2 separate regions of the Homo sapiens genome follow, and region 2 is linked to region 1. Evidence: read pairs that join two places in POLR2A ChIA-PET (ENCODE). Cell type or tissue: HepG2. All regions are shown on one strand. Each heading gives the region's core, and the rest is flanking DNA. Links, peaks and the distances in the headings are about the cores only. Region 1 has its middle 110 kb from the start of TRIM24. Region 2 has its middle 30 kb from the start of MIR4468.

Region 1 (15,323 bases), core at 6,565-14,564:
TCGCCTATAGGAGTTATAGTTTAACAGGATGATCTGGTTGAGTGGCTTTTTCTACCTCACAATACAACCAAAATGCGCACTCTGTACTTAGATCAAATTGCTGTGCCAGTAGGATAAGTGAGGCTGCGCACAACAAAGTTAACGGGATATGATCCAAATCAGATTACAGTTCCATTACCAAACAAATTCAACAAGCCTATATTAATTCCCAAGAATGGCAAGTTAATTTGGCCAGTTTTGTTGGCTTTCTTGATAATCATTATCCTAAGTCTAAAATCAAGCCACGCAAAATATTGAATGTGCCTTAATTCGAAATGTGACTGATGAACAACTTAATCTTTTATTTCATGCTTTACAGCAAGCGGTACAACAAAGGCATTCACCTTTCTATATCACTCATATGAGAGCACATACTAACCTCCCTGGCCCTTTAACTAAACTTAATCAAACGGTGGATGCATTGGTGTCTGTGGTCTTTGCTGATGCACAAACATTTCATTCTTTTTTTTTTTTTTTGAGACAGAGTCTCGCTCTGTCACCCAGGCTGGAGTGCAGTGGCGTGATCTCAGCTCACTGCAAGCTCCACCTCCTGGGTTCACACCATTCTCCTGCCTCAGCCTCTGGAGTAGCCAGGACTACAGGCGCCCACCACCACCCCCAACTAATTTGTTTTTTGTATTTTTAGTAGAGACGGGGTTTCACCTTGTTAGCCAGGATGGTCTCAATCTCCTGACCTCGTGATCCACCCACCTCAGCCTCCCAAAGTGCTGGGATTACAGGCATGAGCCACCACACCCGGCCACATTTCATTCTTTAACCCATCTTAATGCCGCAGGCCTTAGAAATAGATATGGTCTAACATGGAAACAAGCTAAAGAAATTGTGTAACACTGTTCTGCCTGCCAAGTCCTGCATCTGCCACATTAAGGAACAGGAGTTAACCCTAGAGGTTTATCTCCAAATTCCATCTGGCAGATGGATGTAACACATATTCCTGCTTTTGGAAAATTGTCCTTTGTTCATGTTTCAGTAGCTACCTGTTCACATTTTATTTGGGCCATATGTCAAACAGGGGAAGCTGCAGCTCATGTTAAAAGACATCTTTTAACTTGCTTTTCAGCTATGGGAATCCCAGAAAAAATAAAAACTGATAATGGCCCAGGATACTGTAGTAAAGCCATGGCTACATTTTTTCAACAGTGGAATATTACCCACACTACGGGTATTCCATATAACTTACAAGGACCAGCAATAGTGGAAAGAGCTAATCATACTTTAAAAACTCAAATACAAAAGCAAAAGGGAGGGGACTAGGAATATAAGACACCACATATGCAATTGCATTTAGCTTTATTAACATTAGATTTTTAAAATTTTCAAGAAGATCAACCCATGACTGCAGCTGAACAACACCTGACAGGATAAAAGGAAAATAAAAAGGCTGGACAAGATATATGGTGGAGGGATGCACATACAAAGAGCTGGGAAAAAGGAATGATAATTTTATGGGGAAGAGGATTTGCTTGTGTCTCTCCACGTGACAATCAGGTGCCTGTGTGGGTGCCCACCAAACATCTGAAGATCTATCATGAACCACAGCATCTAGTGGACACACCTATACAGTGCAAATGGAAGGTTTAAGGATTGCTTTTAAGCCTCAATTTGCTTTCTCTGTGCCTTCTGTTAGAAGAGTCCTGCTTCTCATTATCAATGGTAAGTTTTGCCCTGCAGTAATTAACCAAAGAGGCAGAAGCTGAGTTACAAATGCTTCAGCAATGGCACGCCTCCTGGGTACAGCCACAAAAGTTTTTGCTTCTGTTTCAGTAGATTTACTAACGTGGGGGTGAGGGTATGCTTGTGTTTTGCAGGTGATGAACAAACCATGTAGGTGCCCTCAAGATGTGTACGACCATGAAACAGGAGACTGGAAGGGCCCATGGATCCCAACCATGGACCTGGTTCCCCCAGTATGAGCCATGCTGAGAAACTGCTGGAGCACCAGGGTTTTACCTATTGATGCTTAACGGACCAATGCTTTCTGACTGAACGCCTCTCTACCCTGAATTTACAAGAGACCCTAATAGGTAGGCAGGAGTATCATCACCCCTATTCAGCCATTACAGAAGACGGACCTTCATCCTTCTGCAACCCCTAGGATTAAGGGTCCTCTTGTAAAAGGGAAAGGGGAGATATGTAGGAAGCATTCAAACCACAGTGACTCCATTTTGAATAAGGGCTAAGAAAAATGAAGCTGGCTCACCAACCGGCAGTTAAGGGCTGCACAGCCTGCAATCGCCTTGCTCAATTGATTTAAAAAAGAGGCCACCTTATGCTAGTAATAATGATAGCTGTGGTGGTTTTTACAAAAAAGAAGGGGGGCATGTTGGGAGAAAAGCTAAGTGTTGGGAGAGAAGCTGAGGCAGGGCTTGCATGTCTGCTAGACTTGCTGGCTCCTTGCTTCTAGCGCTCCCATTATCTCAAGTAGCCATATGTTTGTCATTCACTTGATACACTGTTTCCTTTCAACCCCCACATCCTCACCACCTGTTCCTTTGTTTGAGCACCAATAAATAGCATGGGCTTCCAGAGCTCGGAGGCTTTGCAGCCTCCACACTCACAATGGCCCCCTGGTCCCACTTTCTCTCTCAAACTTTTTCTCATTCCTTTGACTCCACCAGACTTTGTTGCCTCAACGACCTGGTGCTGGGTTTGATCACCCCAACACTGAATGACCAGGATGACTCCTTCACTCTTATATCTGGTGAACATGCTGGTGTGGATGGAACAGTAAGAGCATGGAAGGAGCTCTCTCTCCTTGCAGCCTCTTAGGTGGCTGGCCTGGGCTTCCTCACAACATAGTGGTCACAGGTAAGATGGACTTCTGCAGTAGCTGGCTTACCCCAAAGCAAGCATTTCAAGATGCCCAATTGAAAGGTGCAAACTTACGACCTAGACTAATAAGTCCTAGAATGTCACTTCTGCCACATTGTATTGGTCAAGTAAGCCACTAGAGCCAGCCAGATTCAAGGAGTGGGGGACTTAGACTGTACCTCTCAATGAGAGAAGAAGCAAAGAAATTATGACCATCTTTAATTGACGATGCTCCCATTCAGTACTGTGAGCATATTGAAATGTAGAACATAACTTCTACCTGAGCAACGAGCCAGAAGAGTGTATGTTTTGACTTGAGAAGCGTCAGCAGGGAATGTTACAGCAGCAGCCAGAGCAAGGAGACAGCCAGTGGAGACTACCATATTAGAACTGAGAGAATGTGCCTCTGAGGACATGCTGGAGGAAACAGAAGCTGGGAGGATTGCATTCCCGCGTACACACTAGGCACATCCTAGAGAACTCCTGAACAGTTGGAGAGAATTTGGAAATCATCAGCAAATAAGAAGAGACTCAGAGAAACAATACCTTTTTATTATTGTAATGTGATGTCATTTCACACGCACACACAGGTATGGCCAAAGGAATCACCTATTGTAACAACAAGACTTTTAAGCCCAGGCAACATGGTGAAACCTTGTCTCTACAAAAAATACAAAACTTAGCCAGGCGTGATGGTGTGTGCCTGTAATATCAGCTACTCGAGAGACTGAAGTGGGAGGATTGCTTGAGCCCAGGAGATTGAGGCTGCAGTGAGCCGAGATTATGGCACTGCACTCCAGCTTGGGCGGCAGAGAGACCCGGTCTCAATAATATTTGTGTGTGTGTGTGTGTGTGTGTGTGTGTGTGTGTATTTTAAGACTTCTGCAGTGACTACATAGCTTTACCAGATAATGATATTCCCATCATAAACCATTTTGTTACTCTGTGAGAAACACATAATCTAAAATTGATGGGTCTCACACTTTGCAGTCAATGGATATTAAATAGAGTAGTGAAATAAAAAATTGATGTATATTTTAACATCATTCATGGGCTGGAAGAATATGTCAATAGCTGTTGCTAATGCAATAAATAGCTCCAAATATAGCAACTGCAGCCATGTATCTCAATACTATAATAGAGTGAGCCAAAGGAAAAATTCAGAAAACAATAAATATACACAGACTACAAGTGCACAAGGCCAACAAGAATTCCTTACCACCACTACCACAAAATAAATCTTTAAATGTCTTCCTCACTGGATAGAAATTGTTCTTTTTTTCATCAACATCCTATCCCATGAGAGCTATCTATTGCCTGCTACCCCGTCCCTTCCGCCCCTTCTCCCTCAGAGAAAACTACCTTGGATGAACTACATTTTTAGAACATTAATTCACTAACTTCTAAAGCTTTCCTTGTGTGTGTGTGACAGGGTCTTGTTCTGTCACCCAGGCTGGAGTGCAGTGGCATGATCACAGCTCACTGCAGTCTCAGCCTCCTGGGCTTAAGCAATCTTTCCACCTCAGCCCTGCAAGTAGCTGGAACTTGAGGTGCATGCCACCATGGCCAGCTAATTATTTTTATTTTTTGTAGAGACAGGCTCTTTCTACATTGCCCAGGCTGGTTTCAAATTCCTGGACTCAAGTAATCCTACCACCTTAGTCTCCCAAAGTGCTGAGATTACAGGCATGAGCCACCATGCCTGGCCCATTTCTTTTTCTCTTTTCTCTCTCTCTTTTTTTTTTTGAGATGGAGCTTCGCTCTTGTTGCCCAGGCTAGAGTGCAATGGCGTGATCTTGGCTCACCGCAAACCTCTGCCTCCTAGGTTCAGCCCAGCCCATTTCTAAAACTTTTATTCTTTTATTTGCCAACTGCGTAGAGAAAAAAAAATGTTAGAAGAAAGCAAGAACCAGACATGTTTAACTCTCTTAATTGAGGGAAAACTTTTAAAATGTTTCCTTGCTTAATCAACAATACCTAATTTCTCTCCATTCTTACTTGGTTTGTTTGTAAAGGATATGGTATGTCTTGTTAAATAAATACTTCTTGCCAAGCTGTGCACTGATTATTAAGACATTTTTTCTTCATTTTTAAGTGTTCTAAACTCTGACGACTAATATTTCTGGAGATCTCAATCCTTACATGGGCAATGCTGTTATTAAGTCTCTATTCTTTTTTTTTTTTTTTTTTTTTTTGACAGAGTCTTGCTCTGTTGCCCAGGCAGGAGTGCAATGGCACGATCTTGGCTCACTGCAACCTCTGCCACCCAGGCTCAAGTGATTCCCCTGCCCCAGCCTCCCGAGTAGCAGAGATTACAGGTGCCCACCACCATGCCCGGCTAATTTTTGTGTTTTTAGTAGAGATGAAGCTTCACCATGTTGGCCAGACTGGTCTCGATTCTTAATTTTAGAAGAAATACTGCTTGTCCAAGGGCCATTCTTCTACGGACATATGTGCTAAATTGTATTCTCAAGAACACTGTTAAGTGTGACTTGAAAAACAAGTTTGTGAAACACTAAATCAGAGTTAAGCAGGTATATTTACATCAAGACTTCTCAAAACTTTGATATAGGATATTAAATAAGATGCATGAATCTTCAAATGGGGAGTGTTTCATACAACTTTTCAAAATATATTGACTTTTATTACAAGCAGCATAAATTGTTATATACTTAATGTTGTCCTGAATACATGTTGAGAAATGCTAAGTTAGAAATAGCTGAATCCACCCGGTGCTGGTCTCCAACTCCTGACCTCAGGTGATCCGCCTGCTTTGGCCTCCCAAAGTGCTGGGATTACAGGCGTGAGCCACTGCGCCTGGCCCCTGCCTTCACTTTTGTGTGCAGCCAACCCTAGACCATGGCCCCAGCTGAGCTGCAAGCTGACCTTAGAGATCTGCCAGCTGACCTTAAAGATCTGCCAAACCAGTCCAGACCAGAAATCCTCCCAGCCAAACCCACAGAGTCCTGAGAAATAACAAATATTCCTTATTTTAAGCCACTAAGTTTTTGGATAATTTGTTATACAGCAAATCTGATGGATACAAACAATCTAAACAGATTAGGAAAACAGCATCAGGCCTGGTGGCTGGCGCCTGTAATCCCAGCACTTTGGGAGGTCGAGGCGGGTGGATCACCTGAGGTCAGGAGTTCAAGACCAGCCTGGCCAACATGGGGAAACCCTGTTTCTACTAAAAATACAAACTTAGCCGGGTGTGGTGGCACATGCCTGTAATCCCAGCTACTCAGGAGGCTGAGACAGGAGAATCACTTGAACTTGGGAGGTGGAAGTTGTAGTGAGCTGAGATCACGCCATTGCACTCCAGCCTGGGCAACAAGAGTGAAACTCCTTCTCAAAAGAACAACAACAACAACAAAAAAGATTAGGAAAACAGTATGTCAAATGAAAAATAGCAAAAGCAACTCAACAATAATTCATTTTTAAAATTTTTACATAGGCAAATGACATAAATAAGCTATTGACAAAAAAAGAACTTAACCGTGAGTTTCTTAAGAGAAAAAAATAAAAACATATGTAATAACATAGGAAAGAGATACTTACAAAGTAGTATATTCAATATAACCTCAATTATCTAAAAAAAAAAATTGTCTATATTTTCTGAGAAATAAATGACTGGAAAAATACAGAGCCAAGTGTTGACAATAGTTATATTTGTAGATGGAGTTAAGAGAATTGTAGTAGAAAATTATTTCAGGAACTTTATTCATTCTCTCAAGGCCTCAGAAGCTTTTACCTTCAATATTCAACAGTGACGCTTCCTCTGAGAAATACTCTCAGAAATACTGTACAGAGACTATTTATGCATATGGATGTTATGTGTAAAAATTAGAGTAGAAAACTGTGTCAGTCAAAATATAGAGATTATATATGGTACAAATTCAGCTCTGTGACAGACAACACTAAAATGATTAGAGAAAAACACACTTGCCAAAAAATATAAGCCTAAGTCTAGTAGGACTGAAAATGTGCCAAAAGAGAACATGAGTACAGTGCCAAGTGAAAACCCTCTGTCAAGTGTACCCTCTCTGTCCAGAGAATTGCACAGATGGATTGGAGATGGGGAAAGACAGGACCTCCATCGACGTGAACATCCAATAGCTGCAATAGACAGTCTAGGCTTTCATTCATTGCAGTACACATAAAACACACTCAAGGAGATTGAAAAAAAAACCCTCAAGCATCCCATATTCTGATTCTGATCAAATGGAACTGCTTCACAGACTGATTTTCCTGAGGATTCCATAAGAACACTTTTCCAAGCCCAGGAGCAGTGGCACAGGCTTATAATCCCAGCACTTAGAGAGGCCGAGGCAGTTGCATCACCTGAGGTCAGGAGTTCAAGACCAGCCTGGCCAACATGGTGAAACCCCATCTTAACTAAAAATACAAAAATTAGCTGGGCACAGTGGCTCACACCTGTAATCCAAGCTACTCGGAAGGCAGAGGCAGGAAAATGGCTTGAACCTGGGGGGTGGAGGTTGCAGTGAGCTGAGATCGTGCCACTGCACTCCAGCCTGGGCAACACTCTTCCAGCTATACTCATCTGCTATGAAACCATCGCCAAGGAAATTTTATAAAACTGATTAAGGGAAAAAAAATAAAATTCAACTAGGCTTGCAGCATAATCAGCAGTAATCATTCAGCCAGCTTGCCCTTTTGCCCACTTCCTTGTAGCTTGTTGCTGCTTACTGCCCCAGGATAACGTAGCCCTTGTCACAAGACTCTGTTCATTTTCTGTTCTATAGATAAAATCTAAGACATTGTGAAGTAAGCTTTCCATTTCAATTTCTCTTTTAGGTTCTGCTCACTGATAAAACTACTGACGTCAGCTGTTCTGAAGGACCCAGCAAGGAGCTGACTCATGGAAGATTGCAGTTTCTACCTAATGATCTCATCCTCCTTACCCTGACCAATCAATGACCCCAATTTTCCAGCCCCTCATCATCCATGATCCACTTAAAAACCTTTCCCCAGAACTCCTTGGAGAGATGGATTTGAGACTTGAGGATTCCATCTTTCTCCTCACTCAGTGGCCTTGGGATTACTAAGCTCCTTCTCTGCTGCAAACCCCACTGTCTCAGTGTATTGGTTTATTGCTATACACAGGCAAACAAATCTGCCAATCCTATAAGACTTAGGAGTCTCCAAAAGTCTCTTAGACTCAGATTTGGGATTTTACCTGGGTGGAGGTAGATCTCTTTGTCTCTCTTACTGATACTCTGTGAATAATTAAAAGTGGGAGAGGGTGTGAATTTTAAAATCTTTGAAAACAACCCTACCTTTGCATGATTGTGTTTCTCTAAATAGACTTATGGGGTGAATATTGTCTGTTATCAAGAAATTATTGAGATTCTTAATTAGAGTTTTCAAAATTCAAACTTGACACTACTAATTTCACCTTCTCCTTTTTATGTTATTTTTAAATTTTTAAATTTTTATTTTTTTGAAACAGAGTCTCGCTGTGTTGCCCAGGCTGGAGTACAGTGGCATGATCTTGGCTCTCCGCAACCTCCACCTCCTGGGTTCAAGTGATTCTTCTGCCTCAGCCTCCCAAGTAGCTGGGGCTATGGGTGTGCACCACAACACCCAGCTAATTTTTCTATTTTTAGTAAAGATGGGGTTTCACCAAGGTGGCCAGGCTGGTCTCAAACTCCTGGCCTCAAGTGATCCACCTGCTTCAGGCTCCCAAAGTGCTAAGATTACAGGCGTGGGCCACTGCACCCGGCCATCTTCTCTTTCTTAATTTAATCTCTATGTAATTATTTTCAAAGAGAGAAAAATTAATGTTCTTAATTTTCATATCTTATTAACAATTTATTTTTTAATGGCATTATTTTTAAAATGGCAAATATAAAAATCTCAAGGGGCTGGTGTCCCTGGAATTTTTTTTTTTTTTTTTGTCATTGTTGTTTGGTTTTATTCACTGCTAAGAGTCATATGAAGTCCCTGGGCTTAAATGCTAGATCTAATAATGAAGATAATTTGGCAGTCATAGTGGCCCAGAGCATGAATTCAGTCAGAAAGGTCTCAAAGACACAGATTTCTATCAGTGTATATAGATAGCCTATTTCTCTATTTCTCCCAGCTTTTTTTTTTTTTTTGAGATGGAGTCTCGCTCTGTCGCCCAGGCTGGAGTGCAGTGGCTCGATCTCGGCTCACTGCAACCTCTGCCTCCCGGGTTCAAGTGATTCTCCTGCCTCAGCCTCCCAAGTAGCTGGGACTACAGGCGCCCGTCACCACACCTGGCTAATTTTTGTATTTTTTAGTAGAGATGGGTTTCACCATATTGGCCAGGCTGGTCTCCAACTCCTAACCTCAGGTGATCTGCCCACCTCGGCCTCCCAAAGTGCTGGGATTACAGACATGAGCCACCACACCCAGCCTATTTCTCCCAGCTTTATAGGCCCTGGACAAATGCCTAAAATGTTGTAAACTCCCACAAATAAGGGAGAGAGCCTAATATTCCAAAAGAAAATGGAGGGGCAAAGAAGTATTAATATTTATGGCTATAAAAGACAATATATAACATATTAAATCTGAATGCTGGCCAAGTAGATGATTGTGGCCAGCGGCATTCCTCAAAGATGGTCACAGCGTTATCTCCCATCCTTTGTACTCATCTGCAATGTGGCCTTCACATTCTTCCTATGATGAAATGGGGTCTACTTTCCTCCCCTTTACTCCAGGCTGACTTGTGACTCATTGCCTTTCAAGGTTAGATCAGACGAGGCATTGCAGCTTCCGCCCTGCTCACTAGAATACTCACTGTTGAAATCTGCAACTGCTAGATAAGTAGTGCAACTACCCTGAGGCCCGGACTAGCCCAACCCAGTCGCATGGTGAGACCTGGAGAGGCCAGATAGTGAGAGAGTGGAGGGCCGGCCCCAGCGGCTCTAGCCCCATGCTGTTGCAGCCCCAGCCATTCTCTGACAGCAACCTCAGGAAGGATCCCAAGCCAGACCCACCCAGGCAAGCCCTCTTGCAGCAAAGCCCTCCCCCTCACCCACACAAACCAGGTGTGTCCTAAAGGAAAAGTACTGAAGGGCCTTAAGGGACATGATCAGGCCATCTCTGTCCACCAACTGGTGTTTATCAAAGTTAGGCTCCTACGCTTCCACAGAGACTGGAAGACAGGGGCCTTATCTTTCCTAATGATATTTCAAAGGGATGGCTCCCAGGTCCTTGAAAAACATATTCCACAGTTGAAGAAAATAGATATACACCTCAAAAAGACAGAGAAAGGATTTACAATTGCAAGATTTCAAAGGTAAATGGTCCAAGACAAAGGAGGTCAGGGGTCTATCATCAGGTTTTGGCTGCAACTAACAGTAAATTCTTTTGGCAACCTTAAGTTTTTACAGGCAGAAATGTAAGGGGGGCTGGGTTATCCCGGGGCATGGCCTTTGGCCACTAGAAGCCCTACTGGAGATTAGTTAACTCTCTTAGTGTGGAGGTTGAATTGTGTGTTTCTTCTTCTGGAGACTTTTTCACAGCTCTATTTTGCTTTATTTATTTTATTTTATTTTATATTATGAGGCAGCATCTCGCTCTGTCACTTAGGCTGGATTGCAGTGGCATGACCATGGCTCACTGTAGCCTCATTCTAGGCTCAAGTGATCCTCTCATCTCAGCCTCTCAAGTAGCTAGAACTACAAGCATGCACCACCATGCCTGGCTAATTTTTATTTTTTATTTTATTTTTAATAGAGATGGGGTCTTGCTATGTTTCCCAGGAACTCCTGAACAAGCAATCCTCCCACCTCAGCCTCCCAAACTGCTAAGAGTATAGGTGTGAGCCAGTTCTTGCAGTCCTCAATTGTTACACACAAAAAATAACAAAGAACAAACTTTGTTACCTAAAAACGAAGTGCCTTTGTATCCAAAACCTAAAACAGGTAGCATTAGCTTTTTAGTTTTTCTTTGAGACACAATCACCCAGGCTGGAGTACAGTGGCAAGATCATAGCTCACTGCAACCTCCACCTCCCAGGTGCAATGATGCTCCCACCTCAGCCTCCCAAGTAGTTTGGACTACAGGCACTTGCCACCACGCCCAGCTAATTTTTTTGTATTTTTTTGTAGAGATGGGTATCTCACTATGTTGCCCAGGGTTGTCTTGAACTCCTGAGCACAAGTGATCCACCTACCTCAGCCTCCCAAAGTGCTGGGATTACAGGCCTAAGCCACCACACCTAGCCAGCTTTTTTTTTTTTTTTTCTAACGGATTTTGCTGTGTCACTCAGGCTGGTGTACAGTGGTGTGATCATGGCTTACTGCAATCTCAAATCCTGGGCTAAAGTGATCCTCCCACCTTGGCTTCTCAAGTAGCTGGGACTACAGGTGTATACCACCACACCCAGCTAATCATTTATTGATTGATTGATTGATTCTTGAAATGGAGTCTCACTCTGTTGCCCAGACTGGAGGGCAGTGGCACAATCTCGGCTCACTGTCACCTCCGCCTCCCAGGTTCAAGTGATTCTCCCATCTCAGCCTCCCAAGTAGCTGGGACTATAGGCACACGCCACCATGCCTGGTTAATTTTTGTATTTTTAGTAGATATGGGGTTTTACCATGTTGGTCAGGCTGGTCTCAAACTCCTGACCTTAAGTAATCCACCCACCTCAGCCTCTTAAAGTGCTGGGATTACAGGCATGAGCCACCACACCTGGCCAGTTTGTTTTTGTTTTTGTTTTTAAGACAAGGTCTCACTCTGTTGCCCAGGCTAGAGTGCAGTGGTGCGATTATAGATCACTGCAGCCTTGGTATCCGAGGCTCAAGCGATCCTCCTCAGCCTCCTGAGTAGCTGGGACTACAAGTGTGCCACCGTGCCCAACTAATTTTTTGTAGAGATGAGGTCTTACTATGTTTTCCAGGCTAGTCAAGCAATCCTCCCTCCTCAGCCTCCAAAGTGTTGGAATTACAGGCGTGAACCACCATGCCAGGCCCACAATACAATTACTGTATAAAAAGCAGTAAAAAAAAAAAAAAATTCCCAGCAACTTGGGAGGCTGAGGCAAGAGAATCGCTTGAACCCAGGAAGCAGAGGTTGCAGTGAGCCGAGATTGCACCATTGCATTCCAGCCTGGGCAACAAGAGTAAACTCCATCTCAAAACAACAACAACAAAATCAAAATAATAGCTGGGTGCAGAGGCGTGCACTTGTAGTCCCAGCTACTGGGGAGGCTGAGAGTAAACTCCATCTCAAAACAACAACAACAAAATCAAAATAATAGCTGGGTGCAGAGGCGTGCACTTGTAGTCCCAGCTACTGGGGAGGCTGAGGCAGGAGGATGGCTTGAGCCCAGCAGTTCAAGGCTATACTGAGCTAAAGCCATGATTGCACCACTGCACTCTAGCTGGGCAATAGAGTGGGACCCCATTTCAAACAAAAAAAAAAGTAAAGAAGAGCAATTTTACTGTGGTGTTAATTCCACCTAACATGAGTAACTCCATTTTGAGACATTAGGATCACAGATCATTATTATTTATCAAACTAACTACAAAACATGTAAATATATTCCATTAAATCAGGCCTAAATATAGCCCCAATTCGTCTTCCCTCTTGCCCGATTTCAAAAATGCCTATAACCACTTCAATGATACCACCATGAGAAGCTACAGTGAAAAGAGAAAATAGTCTTAACATAATGGTGTAAAATTCTACTTTTGCGATCTTTACGAAAATGCAATACCTTACTAGGACTCCTCAGAGGAATGCTAGGACTCCTCAGAGGAATGTGGATAGATCCTATGCAAGTGAAGATCTATAAAGTTTAAAGTAAGCCCATCTATGTGTGTGTGTTTCTTTTCTTTTATAATTTAAAGGGTTTTGTTACATTTTTAACAACTTGAGATATAATATACATATCATTAAACTCACCTGTCTAAAGAGCACAAGAGTTTTTAATACATCTAAGAAGCTGTACAACTATCCACAATCTATATTTAGAACATTTTCTTTTCTTTTGAGATGGAGTCTCACTCTGTCGCCCAGGCTGGAGTGCAGTGGCATGATCTCGGTTCGCTGCAACCTCTGCCTCCCTGAATATAAGCGATTCTCCTGCCTCAGCCTCCCAAGTAGCTGGGGTTAGAGGCATGTATCACCAAGCCCAGCTAATTTTTGTATTTTTAGTAGAGATGGGGTTTTGCCATGTTGACCAAGTTGGTCTCGAACTCCTGGCCTTAGGTAATCCACCCACCTAGGCCTCCCAAATTGCTGGGATTACAGGCGTGGATGACCGCGCCTGGCCTCCATTTGTTTTTTATATGTGCCCACAACAGAAGTAGAGACAGTGTGATTTGGATACTACACAGGTCTGCTAATAAAAAGTACATAAATAAATATTAAATAAGTTAATTAATTAAAAGAGTGCAATGGATCCTTAGCAGCACTGTCCGCTGCAGACAGCATTGCTGATCAGGCCCTGTCTCTAGGCCTCAGCTGTTGAAACTTTCAAGGGCAATACAGACGGCTTTCTGCCAATCCCTGTTAAGTACTAATGTGAGGAAAACCCACTGTGCCAGTAGAGGAAGCCTCCATACAAGAGTTTTCAAGTAAATTTCACTGCCCAGTTTATCAAACTTTCCATGTGGAGTGCTTCCTTCCCACTCCTACCCGAATTCTCAAACTCACCCTCAAGGAGTTTGTTTTGTTTTGTCATTTGTCTTTTTTTTTTTTTTTTTTTTAGAGACAGGGTCTTGCTGTGTCACTCAGGCTAGAGTGCAGTGGCAGGATCCTAGCTCACTTCAGCCTCCACCTCCTGGGCTCAAGCAACCCTTCCACCTTAGCCTCCTGAGCAGCTGGGACTACAGGTGCATGCCACCAAGCGCAGCTAATTTTTGGAGAGATGGGGTCTTCTTGTGTCACCCAGACTGGTCTGGAAATCTTGGGCTTGAGCAATCCTCCAGTCTCAGCCTCCCAAATTGCTGGGATTACAGGCTTGAGCCACTGTGCCTAGCCCTGGCTGGGGCTTTTTTTTTTTTTTTTTTTTGACAGGGTCTCTCTTTTGCCCAGGATAAGGGCTGTGGTGATCGCAGCTCACTGCAACCTCGATCTCCCAGGCTCAAGCCATCCTCCCACTTCAGCCTCACTCAGAGCTGAGACTATAGGTGCTCGCCACCAAGTCCAGTTAATTTTTGTATTTTTTGTAGAGACGGGGTTTCACCATATTGCCCGGGCTGGTCTCGAACTCCTTAGCTCAAGTGATCCTCCCACCTAAGCCTCCCAAAGAGCTAGGATTCCAAGAGTGAGCAAGGGTGCCCGGCCAGGTTTTTTTTTTTAACAAAAGAATCAACCGATGCCTCACAAGAAACAAACGCAGCGCCTGCTTCAGTACCAGTCCAAGGAGTGGTCCTGTTTACCTTTTTGCCCCTCCCTGCCTCCCTGCCTGTGTCTGCTTTTTTTGCAAGGAAAAAAAAAATCAAGACAAATGAAGGTGGGAGATCCGCCAGCTCTGTACAAACGCAGGCATTAGAGGCTGGCCAGAGCAGGCGGGAGGGCGAGAAACACCCTACTTTGCATCTCATTCATGATATGGGTTTTTTTTTTCTTTGAGACGGAGTCTCGCTCTGTCGCCCAGGCTGGAGTGCAGTGGCGCGATCTCGGCTAACTGCAAGCTCCGCCTCCCAGGTTCATGCAGTTCTCCTGCCTCAGCCTCCCGCGTAGGTGGGACTACAGGCCCCCGCCACCATGCCCGGCTAATTTTTTGTATTTTTAATACAGACGGGGTTTCACCGTGGTCTCGATCTCCTGACCTCGTGATCCGCCCGCCTCGGCCTCCCAAGTTGTGGGATTACAAGCATGAGCCATGGCGCCCAGCCATTCATGATGTGGTTTTGCAGCTTCTGATTAGTTAATACTGCCACCCCCAGAAAATGTCTCACATACCAGAAGAATGAAGTCCTAACAGCTTAAAGGGTGTTTTCTTTTTTTCTTTTCTTTTCTTTTCTTTTTTTTTTTTTTTTTTTTTTTGAGACAGAGTCTCGCTCTGTTACCCAGGCTGGAGTGCAGTGGCACAATCCCGGTTCACTGCAACCTCTGTCTCCTGGGTTCAAGCAATTCTTCTGCCTCAGCCTCCCAAGTAGCTGGGACTACAGGCACCCGCCACTACACCTGGCTAATTTTTGTAGTTTTAGTAGAGACAGGGTTTCACCATGTTGGCCAGGCTGGTCTCGAACTCCTGTCCTCAGGTGATCAACCTGCCTTGGCCTCCCAAAGTGCTGGGATTACAGGCGTGAGCCACCATGCCTGGCTGGGTGTTTTCACCTGATGTTTAAATTTGTTCATCTACTGGGCCTTGCGATAAAGAAAATTCTGCCAAGTTTTAGGTGCAGTTCTGTCTCAAAATGATCAGAATTCTGCCACCAGTGTTCTTTTGAGACAGTACTAAATGTAAAAGGGAATTTGGCTTTCATTTTTTCTAATCTCTG
Region 2 (15,323 bases), core at 2,585-10,584, 200 kb before region 1:
GAACTGGGGCTGCGCGCGGTGCTTGCGGGCCAGCGCGAGTTCCGGGTGGGCGTGGGCTGGGCGGACCCCTCACTCGGAGCGGCCAGCTGGCCCCACCAGCCCCGGGCAGTGAGGGGCTTAGCACCTGGGCCAGCAGCTGCTGTGCTCAATTTCTCGCTGGGCCTTAGCTGCCTTCCCGCGGGGCAGGGCTCGGGACCTGCAGCCCGCCCTGCCTGAGCCTCCCCCCAACTCTGTGGGCTCCTGTGCTGCCTGAGCCTCCCCGGCGAGCGCCACCCCCTGCTCCACGGTGCCCAGTGCCATCGACCACCCAAGGGCTGAGGAGTGTGGGCGCACAGCACGGGACTGGCAGGCAGCTCCACCTGCAGCCCCAGTGCGAGATCCACTGGGTGAAGCCAGCTGGGCTCCTGAATATAATGGGAACTTGGAGAACCTTCATGTCTAGCTAAGGGATTGTAAACACACCAATCAGCACCCTGTGTCTAGCTCAGGGTTTGTGAATGCACCAATCCACACTCTGTATCTGGCTACTCTGGTGGGGACTTGGAGAACCTTTATGTCTAGCTCAGGGATTGTAAATACACCAATTGGCACTCTGTATCTAGCTCAAGGTTTGTAAACACACCAATCAGCACCCTGTGTCTAGCTCAGGGTTTGTGAATGCACCATTCAACACTCTGTATCTAGCTAATCTGGTGGGGACGTGGAGAACCTTTGTGTCTAGCTCAGGGATTGTAAACACACCAACCAGCGCCCTGTCAAAACAGACCACTCGGCTCTACCAATCAGCAGGGTGTGGATAGGGCCAGATAAGAGAATAAAAGCAGGCTGCCGGAGCCAGGAGTGGCAACCGGCTCGGGTCCCCTTCCACACTGTGGAAACTTTGTTCTTTCGCTCTTTGCAATAAATCTTGCTGCTGCTCACTCTTTGGGTCCACACTGCCTTTATGAGCTGTAACACTCACCGCGAAGATCTGCAGCTTCACTCCTGAAGCCAGCGAGACCACAAACCCACCGGGAGGAACAAACAACTCCAGATGCGCCGCCTTAAGAGGTGTAACACTCACCACGAAGGTCGGCAGCTTCACTCCTGAGCCAGCGAAACCACGAACCCACCAGAAGGAATAAACTCCGAACACATCCGAACATCAAAAGGAACAAACTCCGGATACACTGCCTTTAAGAACTGTAACACTCACCGCGAGGGTCCGCGGCTTCATTCTTGAAGTCAGTGAGACCAAGAACCCACCAACTCCCGACACAATGGGAGGCAGTGACAGATCCTCAGGCATTAGATTCTCATAAGGAGCATGCAACAGAGATCTCTTGAATGTGCAGTTCACAACAGGGTTCGTGCTCCTATGAGAATCTAATGCTACTGCTGATCTGACAAGAGGCGGAGTTCAGGCGGTAGTGGGAGCCATAGGGAACAACTGTAAATACAGATGACGCTTCACTCCTGTGCAGCCCAGTTCCTAACCAATACCGGTCCGTGGCCCCAGGGCTGGGGACCCCTACTTTAACTGATCGATATTCCTCATAGATCCTGACACCTCTGCTTCCACGTTAGTCTCTGCTTCATAGCCATTGCAATTCCAGCTTGCACAAGAGTTGGTAAAATGTTCCATTTTATAGTTTTTTAAGCAAACATATATACCTTATCTACCTCTATGAAAATTAATAAACCAGATTGTAAGATTTTTTTAAATTTAATGAAGCAAGTTATTATTCCAATTATCCAATAGACATGGTGTTAATATATCAAATGTTAATATAAATATGAAGAGGAACTCAAAGATTTCTAGAGTTTTTTTCTTTCTTTTTGTACTTTAAAGGTATCTCAGAAAAAAAAAATCTTGCTAAGGTGGTAACAGAAAAAAATGTTTTTAAGAAGTTACCTGTAAGTTTAACCAATGGCCTTGATTACTAGGAAATGCGATAACAGCAACAATTTTTTTAATAGAGATGTCACTATGTTGCCCAGGCTGGCCTCAAACTCCTGGCCTCAAGAAATTCTCCTGCCTCAGCCTCCCAAAATGCTGGGACTACAGGCATGAGCCAAATTGTCTAAACAACTTAAAAATTATCATAACTAATATATAGTTATAATGGGAAAAGTTTTATATAATAATCCTAATCGAGGATTCGTTATTCAATTAAACTGGCTTAATACTTTTAGCTTAGAAATAGCTGTCTTTTCTCAGATTTTACCAGTATAAAATTATTTACCATAATTTCTTATTTTAACAAGTCTTGGGTTTATTTTCTAATATAAAGCCTAATTAATTTGAGTTTTATGAATTTCCTCTACTGATTTTACTCGTCAAATAAGCTAATTCAGATGAGATTATAAAATATTAAAATTATGTGTCAAACTAAATTATAATACATAATTCTTTATCAAAGGGATTATTACAAGGCTTTAAATCATACAGATTTAATGTGTCAGCATAGATTGTAATTTCCAAGTCCTTAGTTTTTAGACCTTAAGCTGATATTAAATTAACTGTGAAGTATCTTCATATACCTGAATTTTTTTTTTCATACAGAGTCTCGCTGTTGCCCAGACTGGAGTGCAGTGGCATGATCTCAGCTCACTGCAACCTCTGCCTCCTGGGTTCAAGCGATTCTCCTGCCTCAGCCTCCCGAGTAGCCAGGACTATAGACCCGCACCACCACACCCAGCTAATTTTTGTATTTTAGTAGAAATGGGTTTTTGCCATGTTGGCCAGGCTGGTCTTGAACTCTTGGCCTCAAGCGATCCATCCCCCTTGGCCTCCCAAAGTGCTGGGATTACAGGCACGAGCCACTGCCCCCGGCCCCTGGAAAATTTTTAAGATAAAGATATAAAACACTGGTCACTAAACATCATTTTAATTTATATTTGTCTCATATTTTTACAAAAATTACAGAATAGGCCAGGTGCAGTGTCTAATACTTCATAAGGCTCTTGAGAGGACTGAGACAATGCGTGTAAGCACTCAATATGTATTAACTGTTGGTGTTTTGTTGTTGTTGTTTCTTTTAGACAGACTCTCACTCTGTCACCCAGGCTGGAGTGCAGTAGCACTGTCTCGGCTCACTGCAACCTCCACCTCCCAGGTTCAAGCGATTCTCCTGCCTCAGCCTTCCAAGTAGCTGGGACTACAGGTGTGTGCTCCTACACCTGGCTAATTTTTGTATTTTTAGTAGAGATGGGATTTTGCCATGTTGGCCAGGCTGGTCTCAAACTCCTGTCCTCAAGAGATCTTCCCACCTCCGTCTCCGAAAGTGCTGGGATTACAGGCATGAGTCACCACTCCCATCCTTAATAATTATTTATTTTAAAAAATACTCTGGCCAAATTGAAACAACCCCTTGCCAAAGACTAACAGGCTGATACAAAGACATACAGATTTTATTTTCCTGTCTGGAAATATCTTCAATCATCAATAATAATGAAAGCTCACTTTACCAGCAAAAATTTTTTTAATGTATGCAAAGTATTCACATTAATTTGAAACATTTTGTCCACATTATCCTTAAAGCTCTACGAAAAAGGTAAGCTAATGATATTTTAAAGTCAATACTGCCAGCTTTTAAAGGAGCTTACTTTTCCTTGGCTGAAAGTGTTACCACGAGCCTGAATGATAAGGAGAGCTTTACCCTATCTCTATAAACCCTCCCTATATGAAATTGTTACTAAAATTCCCTGAAGATTTTGCTTAAGACTTGTACTGAAAGATTCTGCCTTGTACATTCTGACCTCATTGGTTATCATATTATTTAACTCATATATACTTAATTATATGTGAGAAGACTTCAATCTGGATGAACCTTGAAGACAGTACAATAAGTGAAATAAACCAGTCCCAAAAAGGCAAACACTATAGGATTCTACTGATTGGAGGTTCCTAGGGCAGTCAAATTCGTAGAAACAGGAAGTAAAATGTTGGTTGCCAAGGACTGGAGGGAAGAAGGAATGAGAGTTATTGTTCAATGGGTATGATGTTTCAGTTGGGGAAGATGAAAATGTTCTAGAAATGAATGGTGATATGGTTGCACAACAATGTGAATGTACTTAATGCCACTGAACTTATGCTGAAAAAAGGTTAAAACAATAAATTTCGGCCAGGTGTGGTGGCTCACGCCTGTAATCCCAGCACTTTGGGAGGCTGAGGCGGGCAGATCACAAGGTGAAGAGATCAAGACCATCCTGGCCAACATGGTGAAACCCCGTCTCTGCTAAAAATACAAAAATTAGCTGGGCATCGTGGCGCATGTCTATAGTCCCAGCTACTCAGGAGGCTGAGGCAGGAAAATCGCTTGAATCTGGGAGGTGGAGGTTGCGGTGAGCTGAGATCACATCACTACACTCCAGCCTGGCGACAGAGCAAGACTTTGTCTCAAAACAAAACAAAAAAAACAATAAATTTCATGTTATATATATTTTATAAGAAGAAGAGAAGGAGGAGGAAGAGGAAGGCGGGGAGGAGGAAGAGGAGAAGAACTTAAGATTCTACAACCTCGTATCTACCAAGAGGTTAGTCTGGAAGAAAATGATAAAAAGAAAAAAGTTATGTAACTTTCACATACAAACTTGCTGGAAATCTGACCCTGGAACCCACTTAAAAGCCCCAGAAACAGACCACTGCCAATGCAGACAACATCTGTGAATTCTGTGATTTAAGATCGTGTGACTCAAGATGACATCCAGTGTAGACAAAGTCCTGCCAAGGTCTTTGAATCAAGATTTATGATCAGGGTAAGGGATTTACACTTGAACTCAGGTCTTACTATTTATTGCATCTTCTTTTTTTTTCCATTTTTCCTTTCATGCTAATCCTTCTGGCATCTGAACCACTATCCATTCCCAACTGTTGAATTTGTTTTCTAGACTTTTGAAGTATTTAAAATAAAGCCTGATGTCAAAGGTTGTCAAAAGGGAGCTAAGATGCTGAATTTCACTGGTTTCTAAGAAAGATTCTACTGTGGCAAGATGTTTCAAAACCAGAATGTATGACCCATAATTTACCTCTGATCAACCAAATAACAGTTAAAATACTCAATTAAGACACACACACACAGACACACACACACACAGCAGCTTATTGAACTAAACTTGGGGAAACTACTCTCTTTGATAAGCCATAAATTCCCAATGTTTCTCATAATATTTGCTCCCTCCTCCATTGCCTAAGAGCCAGGTGCTAACATGTTGCTACACACACCATTGACAATTGATAAAATTGACAATTGATGAAACTGTGTCAAGGCTGTGTCAAGAAGAGACTAGGCCGGGTGCAGTGGCTCACACCTGTAATGTCAGCACTTTGGGAGGCCAAGGCGGGCAGATCACTTGAGGTCAGGAGTTTGAGACCAGCCTGGCCAACATGGCGAAACCCCGTCTCTACTAAGAATACAAAAATTAGCCAGGCGTGGTGGCAGGCGCCTGTAGTCCCAGTTACTCAGGAGGCTGAGGTAGGAGAACTGCTTGAACCTGGGAGATGGAGCTTGCAGTGAGCCAAGATCATGCCGCTGCACTCCAGCCTGGGAGACAGAGTGAGACTCTGTCTCAAAAAAAAAAAAAAAAAAAAAAAAGGAAGAGACTGACTCCTCATGGCCAAACCTGTTCCACTTGGAGCTTGTTTGACCAAAATGGAGGAATTGAGAAATTCCTATGAGGAAAGTAGCACAGCCCTGGCCCAGCTGAGGAAGAGATGCTCACAGAAGGACCTGACAGACGTTATACTAGAGACCACATGGCATGCACACCACGAGTAAAATTCCCAAAGCCATCTGGAAAAGCCACAAACTTATGAAATTCTGACTACAGGTCAGCCTTCTCAAGGACAAAATGTCCAGGCTGACCCCTCTACTAGCTGCCAACTAGCTTTCCAAATGGAGAAGTAGAAGTATATTGCAATAAGATTTTTAACAATGAATGTGAAGTTGTTTGATGATAGCCTGTTTTAAGTTAAATATGCACAGGGGAAACTCTGGAACAATCTTTTAGTGCAGTGGAATGATCACAACTCACTATAGCCTTGACCTCTGGGCTCAAACAATCCTCCCACCTCATCTCCTGAGGCACGTTCCACCACACCTAACTAATTTTTTTTTTTTGGTAGACAAGAGGTCTTACTATGTTTCCCAGGCTGGTCTCAAACTCCTGGGCTCAAACAATCTTCCTGCTTTGGCTCCCAAAGAACTGAGATTACAGGCGTGAGTCATTGTACCTAACCACAGTCATTTTTTTCAAAAAACAAGTATAGCTAATAAATCAATAGTGGAGATACATGGGATCACAAAAATATTTACTTAACCCAAAAGTAATCCCACTTGTAATCCCAGCACTTTTGGGAGGCTGAGGCAGGAGGATCACTTGAGGCCAGGAACTCAAGACCAGCTAGGAAAATGTAGTGAAACCTCAACAACAAAATTTTTTTTTAAGTTAGCTGGGTGTGCTGGCACACACCTGTAGTCCCAGCTACTCAGGAGGCTGAGGTAGGAGGATCCCTTGAGTCCAGGTGTTCAAGGCTGCAGTGAGATATGATCGCACCACTGCACTCCAGCCTGGGTAATGGGGTGAGACACTGTCTCTAAAAATAAAATTAAAATGCCAAAAGTACCAAAATAATAATAATAATGTGACATAAACTAAAGCATATGATTAACTCAGCCCTCTGTACATGAAGTCCAACCAAGAAATATATATACATAATAAAATATTATCTAGTCAGATCTGTTAGAGGCTTTTTTTAGACATTCTGGCTTTTCTATGCTATTCTAAAATTATATATATATGGCCTCTATTTTTTCTGATTAGTTCTAATTGTTTGGCTTTTTGTTTTTAAATTTAGACCCTTAATTCATCTGAAAATATTTTTGCATCTGCTATGCAATATAGTCATAACTATATTTTTTAAATAGAGATCCAGCTGTCCCAATGCCATTTTTTTTTCTTTTGAGACAGAATTTCGCTCTTGTTGCCCAGGCTGGAGTGCAGTGGCGTGATCTCACCTCACTGCACCCTCCACCTCCCGGGTTCAAGCGATTCTCCTGTCTCAGCCTCCCAAGTAGCTGGGATTACAGGCACGCGCCACCATGCCCAGCTAATTTTTGTATTTTCAGTAGAGACAGGGTTTCGCCATGTTGGCCAGGCTGGTCTCAAACTCCTGACCTCAGGTGATCCACCCACCTCACCCTCCCGAAGTGCTGGGATCACAGGCATGAGCCACGTGCCCGGCCCCAATACCATTTTTACTCAAGGGGCCATCCTTTCCTCACTGATTGTAAATGGCCCATTTATCATACATTTCACTCCCATTTGTACATAGGTCTATTTCTGGGTTATTTTGATTCCTCTGATATATTTGACACATTCCCCTACCAAAAATACTAATTAGTGTTGCTTTAGAATATAGTTTAGTATCTATTAGGTCCTCCCTCACTATTATTCTTTTTCAAAACATTGTTGGTATAATTACCACTTTTTATCCCTTAAGACGAAAATGGAAACTTTTCAAGATCCCCTCCCAAATGCTGCATGGGGATTCTCTTTGGAATTGCATAGAATTAATACATTATTTTGAGAAACGTGAACAGCTTTTTCATAGTAAATCTTTCCATCTAGAAACATGGTATGTATCTGTGTTCAGCTCTTGTTTTATGTCCTTCAGTAAAATTGCACAGTTTTCCTCACATAAGTGTTCTGCCTTTCTTGCTTAATTTAGCTTTGGGTAATTTATAGATTTGTTGCTGCTGTAAATTTTTTAAATTTCTATTTCTAACGGGGATGTCATTATAAAGAAAAGCTATTGATCTTTTACTATTCACCTTGTAGCTAGAGGTCATTCTAAATTGCCTTTTTATATATAATAGTTTCTTTTTTTAAATCTCAGTATCTTGAATTTTCAATTATCAGACAGTGATAGGTGATTGGTCATTGTTTTCCTTCCAGAGTCCTTCCAGAGTTGGAAATAGACCCATGTACAAATGGGAAAGAAATGTATGATAATTGGGGCACTTACAGTCAGTGAGGAAAGGATGGCCCCTTGAATGAAAATGGCATTGGGACAACTGGATCGCCATTTAAAAAAATATATAAAGTAGGCTGGGTGCAGTGGCTCCCACCTGTAATCCCAGCACTTTAGGAGGCCATGGCGGGTGGATCACCTGAGGCCAGGAGTTTGAGACCAGCCTTGGCAACATGGTGAAACCCTGTCTCTACTAAAAATACAAAAAAAAATAGCCTGGCTTGGTGGTGCGCACCTATATCCCAGCTACTCGGGAGGCTTAGGCATGGATGGCTTGAACCTGGGAGGTGAAGGTTGCAGTGAGCCCAGATCACGCCACTGCACTCCAGCCTGGGCAACAGAGCAAGACTCTGTCTCAAAATAAATAAAATAAAATAAAAAATAAAGTTATGACTATATTGTACGGCAGATGCAAAAATATTTTCAGATGAATTAAAGGTCTAAATTTAAAAACCAAAGGCCAAACAATTAGAACTAATCAAGGAAATGTCTGCCTCTGGCCAGCCACATAGTCAGCCCTTGTCATGTGGTCAGCCCATGTTTGCTCATCCTGCGTGTCTGCAACATTTCATAAACCCCTGACTCCGTGACTATGTGCAGCCCTCCAGAAGAATACCTTGGAGACAATAAGCAGGACAGAGCATAGGTTCCCACGTCTCTTGCCTGAATCACTGCATTTTGAGAAAAGATAAGTTCAATAATCCTGGCACTTGCCTGTTCATAAGATAACATCTGACAGGATTAATGATTCTGCCTCTGTCATCTATAACCAGATGTACTCTTGCACCCAAACTTTGCTGAGATGTTGCCCTAATGTAACTTCTGAGCACATTTGACTTCACTCATGAGCACATGCAGAACCTCTACCACTTGCTATATAAACTGTGGACTGAAATACAGCTTTGAGCAGTCTAACTGAAACTCTGAAAGACTCTCCCACATTGCAATGCTCAGTAACTCTAAATAAAACTGTAACTTTAATTCTTTAAAAGTCTGATTTTTCTTTAGTTGACCAGAGTATCAGGGGAAAAAAAAGGAAATTTAGATTCAAACTATTCTTATTTTATTTTACACACACACAGTGAGCAGAATGTTTACAGTATTGTTTAAAAATTGGAAAAATGTTAAAAATTTACTTTACTGATGTATAAGGTCAAGGCTGTATCCAGAAGCAAATATAAACAAATATGGCAGATCACGAGGTCAGGAGATCGAGACCATCCCGGCTAAAACGGTGAAACCCCGTCTCTACTAAAAATACAAAAAATTAGCCGGGCGTAGTGGCGGGCGCCTGTAGTCCCAGCTACTTGGGAGGCTGAGGCAGGAGAATGGCGTGAACCCGGGAGGCGGAGCTTGCAGTGAGCCGAGATCCCGCCACTGCACTCCAGCCTGGGCGACAGAGCGAGACTCCGTCTCAAAAAAAAAAAAAAAAAAAAAAAACCAAATATAAACATAATGAAAGGAGGTATTCAGGGGAAAAATGATATATATATAAAATTAAGCAGGTTCTATGGGCCAGGCACAACATAGGAGCTTAAAATTTGATAAGAAAGGCCGGGCGCGGTGGCTCACGCCTGTAATCCCAGCACTTTGGGAGGCCGAGGCGGGCGGATCACGAGGTCAGGAGATCGAGACCATCTTGGCTAACACAGTGAAACCCCGTCTCTACTAAAAATACAAAAAATTAGCTGCGCGTGGTGGCAGGCGCCTGTAGTCCCAGCTACTCAGGAGGCTGAGGCAGGAGAATGGCGTGAACCTGGGAGGCGGAGCTTGCAGTGAGCCGAGACTGCGCCACTGCACTCCAGCCTCGGCGACAGAGCAAGACTCCGTCTCAAAAACAAACAAACAAAAAATTTGATAAGAAAAGGGTTAATAATTTTAAATTGACTAGGCACAGTGGCTCATGCTTGTAATCCCAGCACTTTGGGAGGCCAAGGCAGGAGGATCTCTTGAGGTCAAGAGTTTGAGACCAGCTCTGGCAACATAGTGAGACCCCACCTCTACACACACACAAAAAAAATTTAAAAATTAAATTATGTTAAATAAGATAAATGTACATAAATTTATACCAATAAGCAACATTATATAAACTACAGGCAATCATCCCTTTGCATGATAGTGTGGGACTGCAAAAAAAAAGGCTGCAAGCTAAAACCATGCAAAACAGTCATAATAATCAATGGGGAAAGTTACAACTGTCTGTGATGTTTAAATTTTTGTTGAAACATTAAAAACTTTCTTTTTCTTGATTATAAATGTATAGTGAAATGGGAAAAAAGTACAACTAATATTTAATCAGCATACTATAAAATTTTAGAAACATTGAAAATTAAACTGCTTTATTTCCTTGTAAAAAATATATCAAGAGTAGTCTGAAAAGTTTTTGCCTTTTTCTCATATAATTTATGATACAATACAAACATCTTTTCTATGCTTTGAAGAACTGTCATACTCTTTTCTAAGTTTGAATCAGACACCAACATTTTATCCTTCATGCTTTCAATGTCATAAAATATCTCTGAGAATTCCTTTAATGCAAAGTTTTTTTGCTGCTGTCACTTCCTCTGGAAGATCTTCATCCTTTTTCTTATAAATATTTTTCTTCAATTTGTCAATAAAGTCACCTTCACCAAATGCCCCTGACTGCCTGTGTAGTCAGGCATTCAACATTCTGTCAACAATTTCATCTATAACTCCATTTATGTTGGACTCAAATTTCACATCTAGCATTATCATTCATTGGGTTTTTTTTTTTTCTGCATTCATCTTTACCGACCAAGTCCCTATTTCAATTGTTCATTTTTGTGGAATATTGTGTGGGTTTATCACCAGGAGACAGAGAAGCAACACAGCTACATGCCTTGCTGCCTGTGTGTGAATGGAAGAACAGGTACACAGAGACCATAACACAACCCAAGTGTCCCTAGATGGATAAATGGATAAACAAAATATGGTATAGTCATACAATAAAATATTAATTAGCCATAAAAAGGAATAAAGTTGGGTGCATACTACAATATAGATGAACCTTGAAAACATTATGCTAAGACACCAGTCACAAAGACTACACATTGTATGATTCCATTAACATGAAATATTCAGAACAGGCAAATCCATAAAGACAGAAAGTAGATTAGTGGTAGCCTAGTGTAGAGAGATTCAGGGAAACAGGGAGTGACTGCTAATTAGTATGAGTTTGAGAAGCGATTAAAATGTTCTAAAATGTATAATGATGATGGCCACACAACTCTGTGCAACTAAAAATCATTGAATTGTACACCTTAAATGGGTGATTTGTATATCATATGAATTATATCTTGATAAAGTTGGCATTTAAAAAATCTTATTGCCCATTTAGTTTAAATGTTCTTGGGAGGGAAGGCAGATAACACCTTAGGAAGCTATTCAATGCTCAAGAAAAAAAAATTATGATAAATCGTCGCAGTGAAACACAGAAATTATATGATTACAATTAGAAATTATAACTATAAAGATTAAGGCCAGGCACAGTGGTTCATGACTGTAATCCCAGCACTTTGGGAGACCGAGGTGGCTGGATCACTTGAGGCCGGGAGTTAGAGATCAGCTTGGCCAACATGGCAAAATCCCATCTCTACTAAAAATTTGCCAGGTGTGGTAGTGCTCACCTATAGTCCCAGCTACTCGGGAGGCTGGGGTGGGAGGATTGTTTGAGCCCAGGAGGTGGAGGCTGCCATGAACCGAGATTGTGCCACTGCACTCCAGCCTGGGCAATGGAGTTAGACCCTATCTCAAAAAACAAACAAACAAACAAAAAAACCCAAAAACTATAAAAATTAAAACATGGAAAAGATGCATATAGTATAATGTTAAGTGAAAAAAGTTGAGTGCAACATTGTACCTATACAACAAATTCTAAAGTGTTCCCTGGAATGCAGTTTAATATTGTTACGTTTGCTCTGTTATCACAGGACCTGCAGTTCCTAAATACACTAGGCACTCACTCTTTCTTTCTCATCTCCCCAGATGAAATGATTTGAAACCATGCTATAAAGAGTTATCCTACACATATTGAAATTCCACTTGACATTAATTATACATACATATAAACATACATACACACACACACACACACACACACACACAGAGCCATTCTATTTAAAAGCTGTAAATACAAATTTTATATCAGGGTCTCTGGTTATTTTCAGACTAAAAACACTTCATCTTAAAACGGGATGGCATTCAGAGCTTGGGTAGATTCTAGAAGCAACCTCATGCCAGAATGTGGCTAGCACCTATGCAGACCAAGTCCGGCAGGCAGAAAGAGAAAACAAAATTCTGCTTGCAGGAACTAACTTAAAAAAAAAGAAAAAGAAAAAGAATGTGGCGTCTTTTACACAGGCCAACTTGGATTTGAATGTGTTCTAAAATTCATCGACCATGTGACCTTTTGCGCTACTGAATTTACCTCTCTGTCTCTGAGCTTCAGCTTTCCCCCTGGTAAAATGGGAATAATATCTACCTCAAAGAGTTTCTGTAAAAATCGGGAAAATCAGAGCAAAGCAGCTGGCATAGTACCTCCCTCATAGTAGAGGCTCAATAAATGATAGAGATGTGAGAAGAGGAGCAGCTGTGGTTCAGGTAGTAGGAATAATAGTATTTTTGGTAATCATGGGTGAGTTAATCATTAAAGAGCCAAGGGCCAAATGTCAAGTGGTTAGGTCAGGGGGACAAAACTAGGAGTGTATTCAGGAGATCACCAAGCAAACAAAACAAATATAAAAAATAAGACAGAGGAGGTCACAGTCCCTAGGATGCATTCAGGAATGAAGAAACAGAAAAAATAGGCAAGTGTGCAGGAAGCAAAGCAGATCTTTCTCCAGGAGAACGAAGCTGCACCTGAGGCTGCTTCCGCCAGCATATGTGATTTCTCTTGCCAGTCAGCATCCTCTTCTCAAGGCCTAACAGGATCCTGGCCTATCGCAGGATTTTGCTCTTGTAGGGCAAAGTTTCTTTATATGTGCCAGCTCATTCTATCTCATGCATATTCTGTGAATTCTGTATGTGTGTAGTGGCAGCTAATAGTATTTCCACCTGGACAGAGGGAGGCCAGAGTCCCTGACATTCCCTGCACTGATTTGTCTACTGAGACTAGGTCAATTATCTTCAAAAAGGTATTTGAGGCCAGGTGCAGTGGCTCATGCCTATAATCCCAGCACTTTGGGAGGCCAGGGCAGGAGGATGCCCTGAGCGCAGGACTTTGAGACCACCCTGGGCAACACAGAGAGACCTCGTCTTGACAAAAGATAAGAATAAAAAAGTTATTTGACTACGTCCCTGACATGATCAAGTCTAGTGATTTTCAGACTTTATAGCAACAGAACCCATTCTGAAAGAAAAAGAATTGTATTTGGGACCCCAATAATAAAGAAAAAAAAAACCTATTCTCAATTGACATAATGCATATTTTAAATTCAAATTTATATATTTACAACTTATCATAAAGTCAGTTAATTAGAATGAGGCTGTTTTGAAGAACACCAAAATTAAAAATGATACTGAATGTTATAGCAATCTCTAGAGCAAATTTATTTATTTATTTATTTATATTTATTTATTTTATTTTTTTGAGATGGAGTTTTGCTCTTGTCACCCAGGCTGGAGTGCGATGGTGTGATCTCGGCTCACTGCAACCTCCGCCTCTCAGGTTCAAGCGAGTCTCCTGCCTCAGACTCCCGAGTAGCTGGGATTACAGGCACCCACCACCACACCCAGCTAAGTTTTGTATTATTAGTAGCGATGGGGTTTCACCATGTTGGCCAGGCTGGTCTCAAACTTCTGACCTCAGGTGATCAGCCCACGTTGGCCTCTCAAAGTGCTGGGATTATGGGTGTGAGTCACCACACCTCGCCTTTTTTTTTTTTTTTTTCTAACCTTTTATTTTTTAGAGACAGTCTTGTTCTGTCACCCAGGCTGGAGTGCAGTGGCACGATCTCAGCTTACTGCAGCCTTGACTTCCTGGGCTCAAGTAACCCTCTCACTTTGGGCCCCAAGTAGCTGGGACTACAAGTGCATGCCACCATGCCTGGCGAATTTTTTCTTTTTTTCTTTTTTTAATTGCACAGTACTAAAAAATTCTGACAATATTCAGGAACAGTTGTAAAGAGTAAAAGCTATTTTATTCTTATATTTAAAACCATTTTATTTACTACGTTGATAATTGTTTCCCCAGCAGTGGTAAAAATGACATCAAAATAACAATTTTGCAAGCTCAGATTATTAATATAAAATCAGTAATCAGGCCGGGCGCGGTGGTTCACGCCTGTAATCCCAGCACTTTGGGAGGCTGAGATGGGCGGAACACCAGGTGAGAGATCGAGACCATCCTGGCCAACATGGTGAAACCCTGTCTCTACTAAAAATACAAAAATTAGTTGGGTGTGGTGGCGCACGCCTGTAGTCCCAGCTACTTGGGAGGCTGAAGCAGGAGAATCGCTTCAACCCGGGAGGTGGAGGTTGCAGTGAGCTGAGATCATACCACTGCACTCCAGCCTGGCAACAGAGTGCGGCTCCGTCTCAAAAAAAAAAAAAAAAAAAATCAGTAATCAGCTTTTTAATAGCTGTAGAAATTGGAGAAAAGGATAACCTGAAATGTTTATCTCAAAGTTGAATCACCAGCAATATCCAACACTAGTTGATATTTTTATCATAAATATAAAAATCAAACATGAAGTTCACAAAACATACAATAAAGGCCAAAATTCTTATATTATCGTAACATAGCATATTGTATATTTAGTCACTACTGTGTAACAACTACCCATTCACTGTGGAATACTCTCAAGGAGTCTCAAATGGGTGTTCAATCTCTACCTTATTATTACAAATTTATAACAGATTTCTTTCCATTTAGCAATTTTATAGAATGTCATATATACATATTTAAATATATATAAATTTACATATTATTTATATATAAGCAAAAAATTGGACACAATTCAACGTTAACATAAGGTCATACCACTGTTATTTGCCATACAGCACTTTTAGAAGAAGACAAAATGTTCTAAAGATCAGAGATGGCTGATAATTGATATATCATGTTCTGCAATCATCGTGCCCAGCATTTTGAGTTAGTTGCTGTTGCAATATTATATGATTTGGATATCATATAGGATTTGGAAATCCTATCAGATTTGGATAACAAATTTGCCCTGAAAAGAGAACAAAAAGAGAACAAAAGAGAACAAAAGATGGATCTTTGAAAATGAATATCCATATAGCAGTGTTTCCATGGAAGAATTAGAATGATTGTTTTAAAAGTATTTCT

What was found. Peaks named below come from ENCODE experiments on the same cell type or tissue, not always from the same donor. Only the 100,000 strongest peaks of a DNase experiment are listed, where the experiment ranks them.
Region 2: POLR2A ChIA-PET joins it to region 1 with 12 read pairs; 5 of 35 experiments call an interaction of 5 or more read pairs at or near these places.

The regions. Positions count from the first base shown.
Region 1 is chr7:138,343,136-138,358,458 of GRCh38, forward strand. No RefSeq gene overlaps it. Among named protein-coding and RNA genes, the nearest start is that of TRIM24, 110 kb to the right of the region's middle. RefSeq lists a cis regulatory region at 9,357-10,320. In HepG2, for the core only: no CTCF peak of the experiment used is centred there; a DNase peak (open chromatin) is centred at 9,626; H3K4me3 peaks cover 628 bases.
Region 2 is chr7:138,146,181-138,161,503 of GRCh38, forward strand. No RefSeq gene overlaps it. Among named protein-coding and RNA genes, the nearest start is that of MIR4468, 30 kb to the left of the region's middle. In HepG2, for the core only: no CTCF peak of the experiment used is centred there; a DNase peak (open chromatin) is centred at 6,071.